2 separate regions of the Mus musculus genome follow, and region 1 is linked to region 2. The links are chromatin loops, found by intact Hi-C in ENCODE. Cell type or tissue: heart. All regions are shown on one strand. Links, peaks and the distances in the headings refer to the core of each region. The heading gives the core; the rest is flanking DNA. Region 1 holds the start of Znhit2 (zinc finger, HIT domain containing 2). Region 2 holds the start of Dpf2 (D4, zinc and double PHD fingers family 2).

Region 1 (5,368 bases), core at 114-5,113, 150 kb after region 2:
TGCACTCCTTTACCTCCAGGCCCACGGGGAAAGTTTGTCTACTTATAAACATTGCTCCTTTTTTTCCTTAAGGATCATGTGGCCTCCCTGGAAGGCATTGCCCCCGAAGATCAAGTCGTGCTTCTGGCAGGCTCGCCGCTGGAGGATGAGGCCACCCTAGGCCAGTGTGGCGTAGAGGCCCTGACCACTCTGGAAGTAGCAGGCCGCATGCTGGGAGGTGAGTGCTTTTTTTCAGAGCTAATGGAATGTCTGTAGGTAAACCATGTGATAGGTCCTTTCTCTGATAGTATACTTGTGCCTTCTAGGGACTTTAGATCGTAGTGATAGTTAAGTCTGGTTTTCAGTATCCCCACTAAAACCTGGTGGTAGGGAGGCAGTGACGCAATCGGATCACTGTGAATTCCAGGCCAACCAGGGCTACACAGAGGAGCTCTGTCTAGGAAAAAAGCAAAAGGAAAGTAATAATAATTAAAGTCTTGTTATTAGGTTCTCAGTGTGCTCCTCCTGTCTTTGCTCTGTGTGTAGAATGTTAGCTAAGAGTATGGATTGGTTTTTAGAGTCCTTGCCTTAGTATCTGTCAGCTCTCAGCACTGCACAAACTGGTTGTGACTTGAAGTGGAAGACAAGACGTGGACAGCTATGTTGTGACCCTGTCTCTAAGCCTGTGCAACTTTCATTCTTTGTTGGGCCCAACTTGTCATTAAAAAGCTCAAGAGTTGAGGGAGGAAGAGTTGCTCTGGGCGTGACCTTGCTACTTAACCTGATCCCTTTCCCCACCCCTAACACAGGTAAAGTTCACGGTTCCCTGGCTCGGGCTGGAAAAGTGAGAGGTCAGACTCCCAAGGTGAGTGATTGGTGTTTGGACTTTGTTTCTTTCTATCACAGCCAAGTGAAGGCCTTTGGATTTCCCGTCTGTGTTCTCTTATGGAGAGAAGCTGGTGGGCAGGCATGGGAGAGGTCACCCAGGGTCTGATCAGTCCTTCCTTTCCTCAGGTGGCCAAACAGGAAAAGAAGAAGAAGAAGACAGGCCGGGCCAAGAGGCGAATGCAGTACAACCGGCGCTTTGTCAATGTTGTGCCCACCTTTGGGAAGAAGAAGGGCCCCAATGCCAATTCCTAAGTCCTATTGCCACCCTGCCATGCTAATAAAGCCACTGTGTCCAGACTTCTTATGTTTTCTTCATTTGTAAGGCTGTGACTAGAGGCTAGCAAAGTGCCTTGGTCTCAAGTAGGAAAAAAAGGGGGGGGGCAGTGGTGGGGCACGCCTTTAATCCCAGCACTTGGGAGGCTGAGGCAGGTGGATTTATGAGTTGGAGGCCAGCCTGGTCTACAAAGTGAGTTCCAGGACAGCCAGGGCTACACAGAGAAGCCCTGTCTTGAAAAACAAAACAAAAAAACAAGGAATCCTTAGAAGATCACAGAGGATGTGTTTACTGAAAGGATAGCTGAGCCGAAATACAGAAATGTGACAAGTGGTATTGGAAAGGTACAGATTCTATGGGCTCTGCCAGACAGCTTTTGGGTTTGTGTTGGTTCACTTTCCATTATGACGGCACTAGTGTTTTTGTTACAGGCATGCCCTATAGATGATCCACTAAGGCAGATCACCCATCTACCCCTCTATAGACCTCATAATGCTTAACAATACAAACTAAATTTCAACACAACTTGAGGGAAAACATTGTTTTTTTTTTTTTGTTTGTTTTTTAAGATTTATTTATTTATTATATGTAAGTACACTGTAGCTGTCCTCAGACACTCCAGAAGGAGTCAGATCTCATTACAGATGGTTGTGAGCCACCATGTGGTTTCTGGGATTTGAACTCGGGACCTTTGGAAGAGCAATCGGGTGCTCTTACCCACTGAGCCATCTCACCAGCCCACATTGTTGGTTTTTAAAAGAGATTTATTTATTATATGTAAGTACACTGTAGCTGACTTCAGACACCTCAGAAGAGGGCATCAGATCTCATTATGGATGGTTGTGAGCCACCATGTGGTTACTGGGATTTGAACTCAGGACCTCTGGAAGTAGTCAGTGCTCTTAACTGCTAAGCCATCTTTCCAGCCCCTCGTTATCGTTTTGTTGTTTTTTGTTTGTTTGTTTGTTTGATTCAGGGTCTCACATAGGCCCAGGCTGGCCTCAATTTGATATGCTTACGTGTTACGTATTTTGAGCTCCAGATTTGTTAAACATGTCGGGTTTATTCATTTATTTTTGTCTGTTATTATTATCAATAATATTTTTTCGAGACAGGGTTTCTCTGTGTAGCCCTGGCTGTCCTGGAACTCACTCTGTAGACCAGGCTGGCCTCGTAACTCAAAAATCCGCCTGCCTCAGCCTCCCAAGTGCTGGGATTAAAGGCGTGCGCCACCACTGTCCGGCCTGTTGTTATTATTTTGTTGGCCTTTTCTTTTTTCAAGATAGAGCATGACTATGTAGCTGTATCCTGGAAAGCACTGACTACAGGAACTCACAGAAATCAGACTACCTTTGCCAACGCTGGGATTAAAAGCGTATGCCACTACGCCCTGCTAAGACCCTGGTGTGTTGTTTGGTGGTGGTGGTGGTTAGTTTTGTTATTTAAAAGGTAGTTTATTTTTGTACAATTTGGTACAACCATAAAGAACAAACTGGGATTAGCGACATGATTTTCCCAAATTCGGCGAGCAAACCTGTTCCTTTGGAAGAGTTTGGACGACTTCTGCGCTTGCTCAAAGAAGTACTGGAGACACGAAAGTTACCGAGAAGTTTCGGAAATGTGCGGAAAGGAGGCCACGCCCGCCAACCACCCCCACACATAAAGGCGGAAATAACCAAAGAAGCGCCGGAAGTGGCGGAGCTGATACGGGACAGGCGGCACCAGTTTCCATGGAGCCCGCTGGGCTCTGCGGCTTCTGCCCGGCCGGGGAAGCGCTGCCTGCGCGCTACACCTGCCCGCGCTGCAATGCTCCCTACTGCTCGCTGCGCTGCTACCGGGCGCACGGCGCCTGCGCCGAAGACTTTTACCGCGACCAAGTGCTGCGAGAGCTCCGTGGCCGAAGCGCTTCGCCCAGCCGTCTGGCGGGCGCGTTACGCCGGCTGCGCGAACAACGCGAGGCCGAGGATGAGCCCGAGGAAGCAGGCCTCGGGCCCGGGGCGCGGCCGGGCGGCCTTTCTGGACTTTGGGAACGTTTAACGCCGGCTGAGAAGGCGGCGTTCGAGCGGCTGCTGAGCCGTGGCGAAGCCGGACGCCTTCTGCCTCCGTGGCGGCCCTGGTGGTGGGGCCGCGGCACCGGCCCACGTTTGCTGGAGGAGCTGGATCATGCCGCGAACAGAGATCTTGCGGAGCCGGAGCCCGCCCCTGCGAGGACCGCGCTGCAATCTGGGGATGATGCCGCTGCCGCAGAGCCATTTGCTGAAGACTCCTGTGCCGCCAGACCGCTAGCATTGCCTGCTCGCATCCCAGCACTGGCCAGTCTGAGCCGCAGCCCGGCATCGCCGCTGGTGCGCTTCCAGCTGCCCAACGTGCTGTTCGCCTACGCTCATACTCTCGCCCTGTATCATGGAGGGGACGACGACGCGCTACTCTCTGACTTCTGTGCCACCCTGCTCGATGTTTCTGGGGCCCTGGGAGCCCAGCAAGTCTTTGGCTCTACAGAGGAAGCCCTGCAGGCCGCAGCCCACGTACTGGAAGCGGGCGAGCACCCACCTGGGCCCCTGGGTACGCGGGGTGCTATGCAAGAAGTTGCCCGAATCCTGCTGGGCGAGGGTCCAGTCAATCAGAAAGGCTACACTCTGACAGCACTGGGGCACCTAGCTCAGACCCTGGGACGAGCCCGGAAGCAGGCTGTGATTGGTGGAGAGCGAGATCGACTTTACCGGGCTCGGAAGAAGTGCCAGTTCCTGCTGGCTTGGACCAACGAAAACGAGGCTGCCCTCACACCCCTGGCGCTAGACTGTGCCAGAGCCCACCGAGCCCATGCTGTGACAGCTGAGGAGATGGCAACGCTTACTGGAGAGTTAGAACGGCTTTGGGGAGGCCCAGTGCCACCCACTCCAAGGACTCTCATTGAGGAACTCCCTGGCTGAACTGGGTATCCATGTCATTAATAAAGATGTGTCTGGTCTGCCCGAATGTCAGCAGTGCCTTTTCCGTAAAGATAGTGCCCTGTCCTAGGCTTCTCTTGAAGTTACTGTGTAGTTGAGGATGACCCTGGAACTTTGATCTGTCACCCACCTGGACAGTGAGAGGTTACAGGGGTTAACCACCTTGCTAATGTACACAGTGCTGAATAGCCGAGGCGTCCTGTGTGCTACACAAGCACTCTATAACTGAACTACATCACATCCCCCAGGCCTGAGGTGCCCAGTTGTCTCTCCTCGTCAGACTTTTGGACCCACAAACCACTTCTAAGCTTTCCTTAGTCAACTAGTCACCCCCAAGCCTCAAGTCACTGGCCCCAGGATAGAAGAAAAACACAGGAAAGGTTGAAAACATTTATTCAACAGGGAAAAATACTTTCCTTCTGGAAGCAGTGGCTTCCTCTTGCTTTCAACCTCTTAGGTGGACCTGCTTCAGTAGACATAGGGTATGATTCGGTAAGGCACACGCTTGCAGTACTCCTGCCAGGCACGGCCATACTTTTGGAGGCACTGCTGCTCATCTCTGGCCTCGCGGTGCACCAGCAGTGCAGTGAAGTAGAGGACGTAGAAGTAGGGCAGCAGATGGGATAGCCCTGGAGGGAAGGGACCCATGGGATAGCCCTGGAGGGAAGGGACCCATGGGATAGCCCTGGAGGGAAGGGACCCATGGGATAGCCCTGGTGGGAAGGGGCTGCATGATCAGGCACTAGCACCCATTTCATATAAAAGCTTTCACAGCTGATGGCACACAGGGTGTCGGGTCATAGGTTTTGTGTCCACCTCCATTAACTGATTAGTCAGTCCTCCCACCAGGCACACCGACCTACTCCAAAACCCACTCACCACAGGGCAAAGACCATGCCAGAGCCATGATGAGATCTCCCAGGTAGTTGGGGTGTCGAACCATACCCCACCACCCAGACACCAGCAGCTGCCTCCCCGTGGCAGTCGGGATGGTCTCAAGACCTAGAAATACAGCTAATGAAACGGAACCACAGAGCCTTCCTGGTTCATCTCACCCATAACCTCTAAGAGACCCAGCTTACCAGCCACGCTGGGGTCAGAAGGATTCTTCCTGAATGTGTTTTTCTGGGAGTTGGCCCCTCGGAAGATGTAGTAACCAATAACTGAGGGAAGGTACGGTACGAGCAGGTGGTGAGGTAGGAGTCCCAGCCTTTTGCCTAACCCTGACCAAAGCCTGTCCAAATCCCAGGCTCTGCTATGATACCCAGGAGCTGGCTTC
Region 2 (5,368 bases), core at 115-5,114:
AGCCTGGCTTGGCTCTAACCACCACATGGACACAGCCATGTAACTAAGTAACCTGTATGAACCTCCATTCCTCTCCCATAGATTGGAGCAGTTAGACTAGATGAGCTCTGACCTACCAGGATTCTGATGAAGAGAATAGGGATAAGAATGCATGAAAAGCAGGAAGGAGTAAGGTCTCAGTGTCTAATGCTATTACTAAAGCTGTATCAACAAGCCCTAATGTAGACTCTGATGGGGACTTTCACTGAGCAGTCACAAGAGACCACTGCACAGCTTAGTTTGTTCCCAGCAAACACAGCACACACAGCAACACTACAAGTACAGCCTGAGTGGGTTCAGTGAGCAGGAATAACTATAATTAAGGGATAAATGTGCTGGAGAGCACAGCACAGAAGAGAGCAGGCTCACACTGGCTCGCCTTTAGGAGGCAGCCACGTCCTTACCACACAGGAAAATTGGATAAACAAGGCTGACTGCAGCAGCTCCTTTGTTTCTGCTGATGGGAATTGATACTGACACTGGAAGTCAAACGGAAGAAAGGACCAGCCCTGTGGGGCTGAAGACTGCAAAGTCAGAGTGCGGAGCCTGAGGGAGGCCTGGAGGGATGACTGGAACGTCCAGTCGGGGCCCCTGCAGGCCAGGTAAGATTCTAGAAGGCCAAGCAGGTGCTCTAGTAGGAAAGATGGCCGGATAAGACTGCATGAGTGTGTGCATGTGTGCGTGTGAAGAGAGCAAAAGAGGAGAGTGCACACAAATTCAAGACTCTGTAGCAAAAAATTCCAAGCTTCTGTTATTCTATGGATAGCCTTATATAACTCTAGAAAGTTTTAAAAACTAGCTGGCAGCCATGGTTATTTTAACACTAGTATTTACTCTAATAAGACCACTATAAAGACTATTTCAACCATGACGTTGTAATTGAGAAAAACAGAAAATTAAGACAGAAAGTCTTCTCACACGGCAAAAAATGAAAAAGATGAGCTAGTGGTCTTTCCCTCAGTGAGTGATGGCAGCTGACAGAAGACAGAAGCATACTATTTTTTTTAAAAAGGCATCAGAAAGGCATCTTTCCAGAGTGAGAATGGTGTGAGAATCAAAGCCTTCCCTGTAAAGGGAAAGTTCCCCGGGGAACATGTTAGGAGCTTCCAGTCTTCTGCACTACAGCTGAGGAGAAGCAAGTTAGTGCCCCACTGATACTCAGGAACCAGTGAGTTAAAGAGGCATGAAGAGCAATGCTCTATTTAAATGGGCACCCAACACTTAAAATACTACACCAATGGGTTGGCAACTCCATTTTCTGCCAGACCATCTTTCAACATGAAGAACTCCATTGACATCTAATTCTGAAAACCTAGGCAAGCATATTCTTTTAGACAGTAAGATTTTCAGGGTAAAAGCTGTGACTCCTCCTTTCACAGGAAACCTGGGGGGTGGGGAGGGGGCACAGGACAACTCCCCTTCCAGGGGAATAAGGGGGGTCCAACAAAGAGAAAGGCAGGGTAATAAAGACTTAACTTCTGAGTCCAGAAGGAGAACTATAAAATTGGTAAATTAACAGCCTCATTTCTAAATTGAGGGAAATGTCAGCCTGAAGAGAGCCGGGGATCCGGAGTGGGCAGATCACAGAGATAATAGCGTTGGGAGGAGGGGTGGTTGAAATAGGCAGCAGGATGAAGCCAAAAGCGAGATTAAAAAAAAAAAAAAAGCCACAAGAGAAGGCACTTAGCTTAATGGAAGTGGAAAAGCATTTTCAAAGAAAGGGGCTGCAAGCAGCAGGGAAGAAGCAACTTAACCTTAAAAAAAATTTTTTAAAAGCCTCTTGGGACGATTGGGGCTCAGCCCACGACAAAGACAGATAAAGCTGCGAAAAGTCCTCCAGAATGGTTCCAAAACCTTTACTTTGTCATCCAGAATCCAAAAGCTTTGATTGGACAGCTGAAACACTTCAATTTCTCTATCCTTACATCACGTCTAACATGGCCATTAAGGGAAGAGAAGGCCATTCTTAAATCCAATGGGCACCCCGTTCCAAAACTCTGATTCTTCTTCAAGAAGGAAGGAAGAGCCTCATCCAAACATCTCCAACTGAGGGGAAGCGACTAGCAGGCCAGTCCCCGTTCCCGGTGTCGCCCAACAACCGTTTATTTCAGCTCCACTGGAAATCTGACCCGCACAATGGCATCTGGGGGACAGAGAACGCCCACCTCAGGGCTCCTGCGGACTGGAAGGCCATCTGGCTCCGGTCTAGTTCCCCACTCCCCGAAGTTCTGCTCTTGGACCAGTTCTTCCCAAGAACATTTTTAGTTTCGTGGACCCCGGATTTCCCGGTTAACGTCACCAGGCTGCTTAAGTCTTAGGACTCCGCAGGGACGGCGGAGCCTATGGCCCCAGGGACGGCGGTGGGCGGGGAGGGGACCCCGATCTCCTAGTGCCGCCGGCCTCGGCTTGGCGGGACTGACGCGTCTCCAGAGAGGGGCCAGGGACCGTGAGCCTCTCCTTCGCAGCCCGCAGCTCCGCTCGGGGCTCGGCCCGCGAGGAGGACACCCGTCGGGGGCTCCGGTGTGCCCCCCTCCAGTCCTCCACAAGTTTCCAAAAGAAGCCCAGCGCCGTCTCCCGAGTCTCCTGTTGCCCTCCCTCCCAGCAGTCGCACAGCAAGGACTTCCCGGGCATGTCCTTCTCTCTACCTTGTCTCTTCCCGCACCTCCCTCTCTACTCCCAGGTCCTTTACAAGATTTCTGGTACATGAGAGATTAAAAAAGAAAAAAGAGACAAACAAACAAAAAAGACCACTCACAGCTTCACTACATTCTCCACCACAGCCGCCATCTTCCCTGTTCCTCTCCCTCAGGCCGGGAGGCCCCGAAACCTACAACGCGCAGGCGCTAAGCCTTCTCAGGACACAGGGTCCTCGACCCTCTGCGCAGGCGCAGCTAGGGGGTGCGCGCACGCACAGGCCCACGAGAGCGAGCGCTCGAGAACGACCTGTCCTGAAGGAGCCTAGGATCCCAGTGCGCAGGCGCGATTGGAAAACTTACATGCCCTCTGCAGCTCATTCTAGAGATCCGTCTCCCCTCCATTTAGTGACGCCTCAGCTAGGAGATCTGGCTCGGTTGGAAAGTGAGAAAGGTAAGTGAAAAGGCCACGCGGATAGGCTAGAAGTTGCAAACAGTGTCCTGCCTGGCTGGCCGTTAGCCACGAGGTTGACACACAGGGAGAGATTGGTGGGTAGGTAGTGAAAGGTCAGAGTCCCAGTCCTTTAGGTACCTCTGTTCCCAGTCAGCCCATTTTAGAGAATGGAAAGTGAGTGCCCAAAATGGGCTGTTCTTGGGCCTGACTCTCATTCGGACAATTCCTGCCAGTAAACCCGGTCCTTGAACTTCACTGGCACCCACCTCTTCTCTCTTGCTTGCCTCTCTCTCCCTCTTCCTCTCCCTCTCTCTCCCTCTCCCCTCTCCCTCTCTCTCCATTCCTTTGCTCTGTATGTCTGTCTTTGTGTGCGTGCATGTGCCATAGCATATGTGTAAGAGTGAGAGAGCAGCTTGGGGATGTGAGTTCTTTCATTCTACTTTGTACCTGGGGGATGGTGGTCAGGTTGTCAGGCGTGGTGCCCAGAGTCCGTATCTGCTGTGTCATCCCACAAGCCCTTGATTGCTATTACCAAGCCATTCTCCACATTGAAAGTTTTCACTGGTGTGACTAGCCCTCTTAGTTCTATACTATTTATTTCTCCTTCAGTATCGAGTTATGCAAATCCATGAACAAACATGTTTCCCCTTAAAGAAGAAACCAGCCGGGCGGTAGGGGCACACACCTTTAATCCCAGCACTTGGGAGGCAGAGACAGGAGGATTTCTGAGTTTAAGGCCAGCCTGGTCTACAAAGTGAGTTCCAGGACAGCCAGGGCTACACAGAGAAGCACTGTCTCAAAAAAACAAAAGCAAAAACAAAAACAAAACAAGAAGAAGAAGAAACCAACAGGACTCCCTTAAGCCCATTGGCACTGCATCTCAGCCCATTTCTTTTCACTCTTTCTAAGCAGATTTTCATTCGTATTCTGTACTGCCCTGTTTTCCTAGGCTCTCTTCTGCTTACTGAGTGCTTTTGTTCCCACCAGGCCTTTTGAAATAACTCCTAACAAAGTCACCAAACCTCGGTTTCAATGGATTTAGAAGCGATCTACTCTCTGTCCATGTTGGACCTGATATATATGTGTATATGTATATGTATGCATAGATTGTCTTTTTTTCTTTAGGAGGTAGGAGGATTGCCACAAGTTCAAGGCCCATGCAGGCTACACAAGCTCCAAGCCACTGGGGCTACATAGAAAACCTGAGGGACAATAGCAACAAACAGCAAAAGTTCCCAGAGCCTCCACTCAAGTGGAAACTTCTGGTTTCCTTAACAACTTAGTCACATCATGTGATGTTTTTCTGGAAGCTGTCTTGTGAGAGGACATGTAATATTTTGCCGAAAACAGATACCTGAGAGAGTGTGTGATGTTTAGAAAGAATATAACTGGAACCCCACGAACAATGAGAGGGAGTTCTTGCATGGCTATACCATCAATGCTTCGCTGGTCTTCACTTCATAGGGAGAAACTCACTCGCCAAACAACGTCTCGTGGTATCCTGGCTGACTCTGGCCGCTTCAGCAGAGCCTGGCTGTTCCTGCTGGATTGTGCTACTGCTACAGATTCATGTTTGGTGTTTGCTATTGAACTGGGCTGCTTATATCCTGACACGGAAGAGTGGAATCGCCCAAAGCAAGTACTTCTAATCAGGTCCACAACTCCCTTTGCCTTTAACCTTGCTTTTTCCCTACCTCTGGTTGGTGGGCTAAAAGGGAGGGTTAAGAACCCCAAATAAAGTCAGTTTTGAAAAACCTAAGCTCACACTACACAGCGGCTCTGTATAAATCCAACTCCAAGATCCAACATTCTCTTTTGACCACTATAGACACCCTGGCTCAATGGGACGCTATCTTAGTTAGACACCATGACTAAGGCAACTCTTATAATTACAATATTTAATTGGGACTGGCTTACAGTTTCAGAGGTTCAGTCTATCACCATAGCAGGAAGCTTGGCAGCATCCAGGTAGACATCCAGCATCCAGGAGGAGCTGAGAGTTCTACATCTTATTCAGAAGACAAACAGGAAAAGACTGACTTCCAGGTAGCTAGGAGGAAGATCTCTCAAAGCCTACCCCCACAGTGACATACCTCCTCCAACAAGGCCACTCTCTGCGCCAACCATATTCAAACCACTACAGACCCACCCAAATCTTATACCTGGCTACCAACAGCATGGAATGTCAGCTGCAGGCCCTGGCAGAGCCTGTAAGAGCTAAGGGCTGTCTCACTTTCCTGCA

Evidence for each region. A loop is a pair of places that touch in the nucleus more often than their neighbours do. Peaks named below come from ENCODE experiments on the same cell type or tissue, not always from the same donor. Only the 100,000 strongest peaks of a DNase experiment are listed, where the experiment ranks them.
Region 1: it touches region 2 in a loop (2.7-fold over the local background); 1 of 42 quality-filtered maps calls a loop at or near these places.

What each region holds. Positions count from the first base shown.
Region 1 is chr19:6,058,356-6,063,723 of GRCm38, forward strand. Fau (Finkel-Biskis-Reilly murine sarcoma virus (FBR-MuSV) ubiquitously expressed (fox derived)) reads left to right here. Exons shown (of 5, transcript NM_007990.4): 3 at 73-217; 4 at 789-844; 5 at 994-1,169. The coding sequence ends at 1,119. Znhit2 (zinc finger, HIT domain containing 2) reads left to right here and starts at 2,852. Exons shown (of 1, transcript NM_013859.2): 1 at 2,852-4,113. The coding sequence starts at 2,872. The coding sequence ends at 4,071. Tm7sf2 (transmembrane 7 superfamily member 2) reads right to left here. Exons shown (of 10, transcript NM_028454.2): 8 at 5,172-5,252; 9 at 4,969-5,091; 10 at 4,466-4,718. The coding sequence ends at 4,558. In heart, for the core only: a CTCF peak has its summit at 2,981; DNase peaks (open chromatin) are centred at 836, 2,826, 3,816 and 4,926; H3K4me3 peaks cover 3,419 bases; H3K27ac peaks cover 2,464 bases.
Region 2 is chr19:5,909,947-5,915,314 of GRCm38, forward strand. It overlaps Dpf2 (D4, zinc and double PHD fingers family 2), which reads right to left and starts at 2,925. Exons shown (of 11, transcript NM_011262.5): 1 at 2,795-2,925. The coding sequence starts at 2,826. Gm42067 (predicted gene, 42067) reads left to right here and starts at 3,008. Exons shown (of 2, transcript NR_168272.1): 1 at 3,008-3,126; 2 at 4,591-4,885. In heart, for the core only: CTCF peaks have their summits at 438 and 2,931; a DNase peak (open chromatin) is centred at 2,945; H3K4me3 peaks cover 3,497 bases; H3K27ac peaks cover 2,000 bases.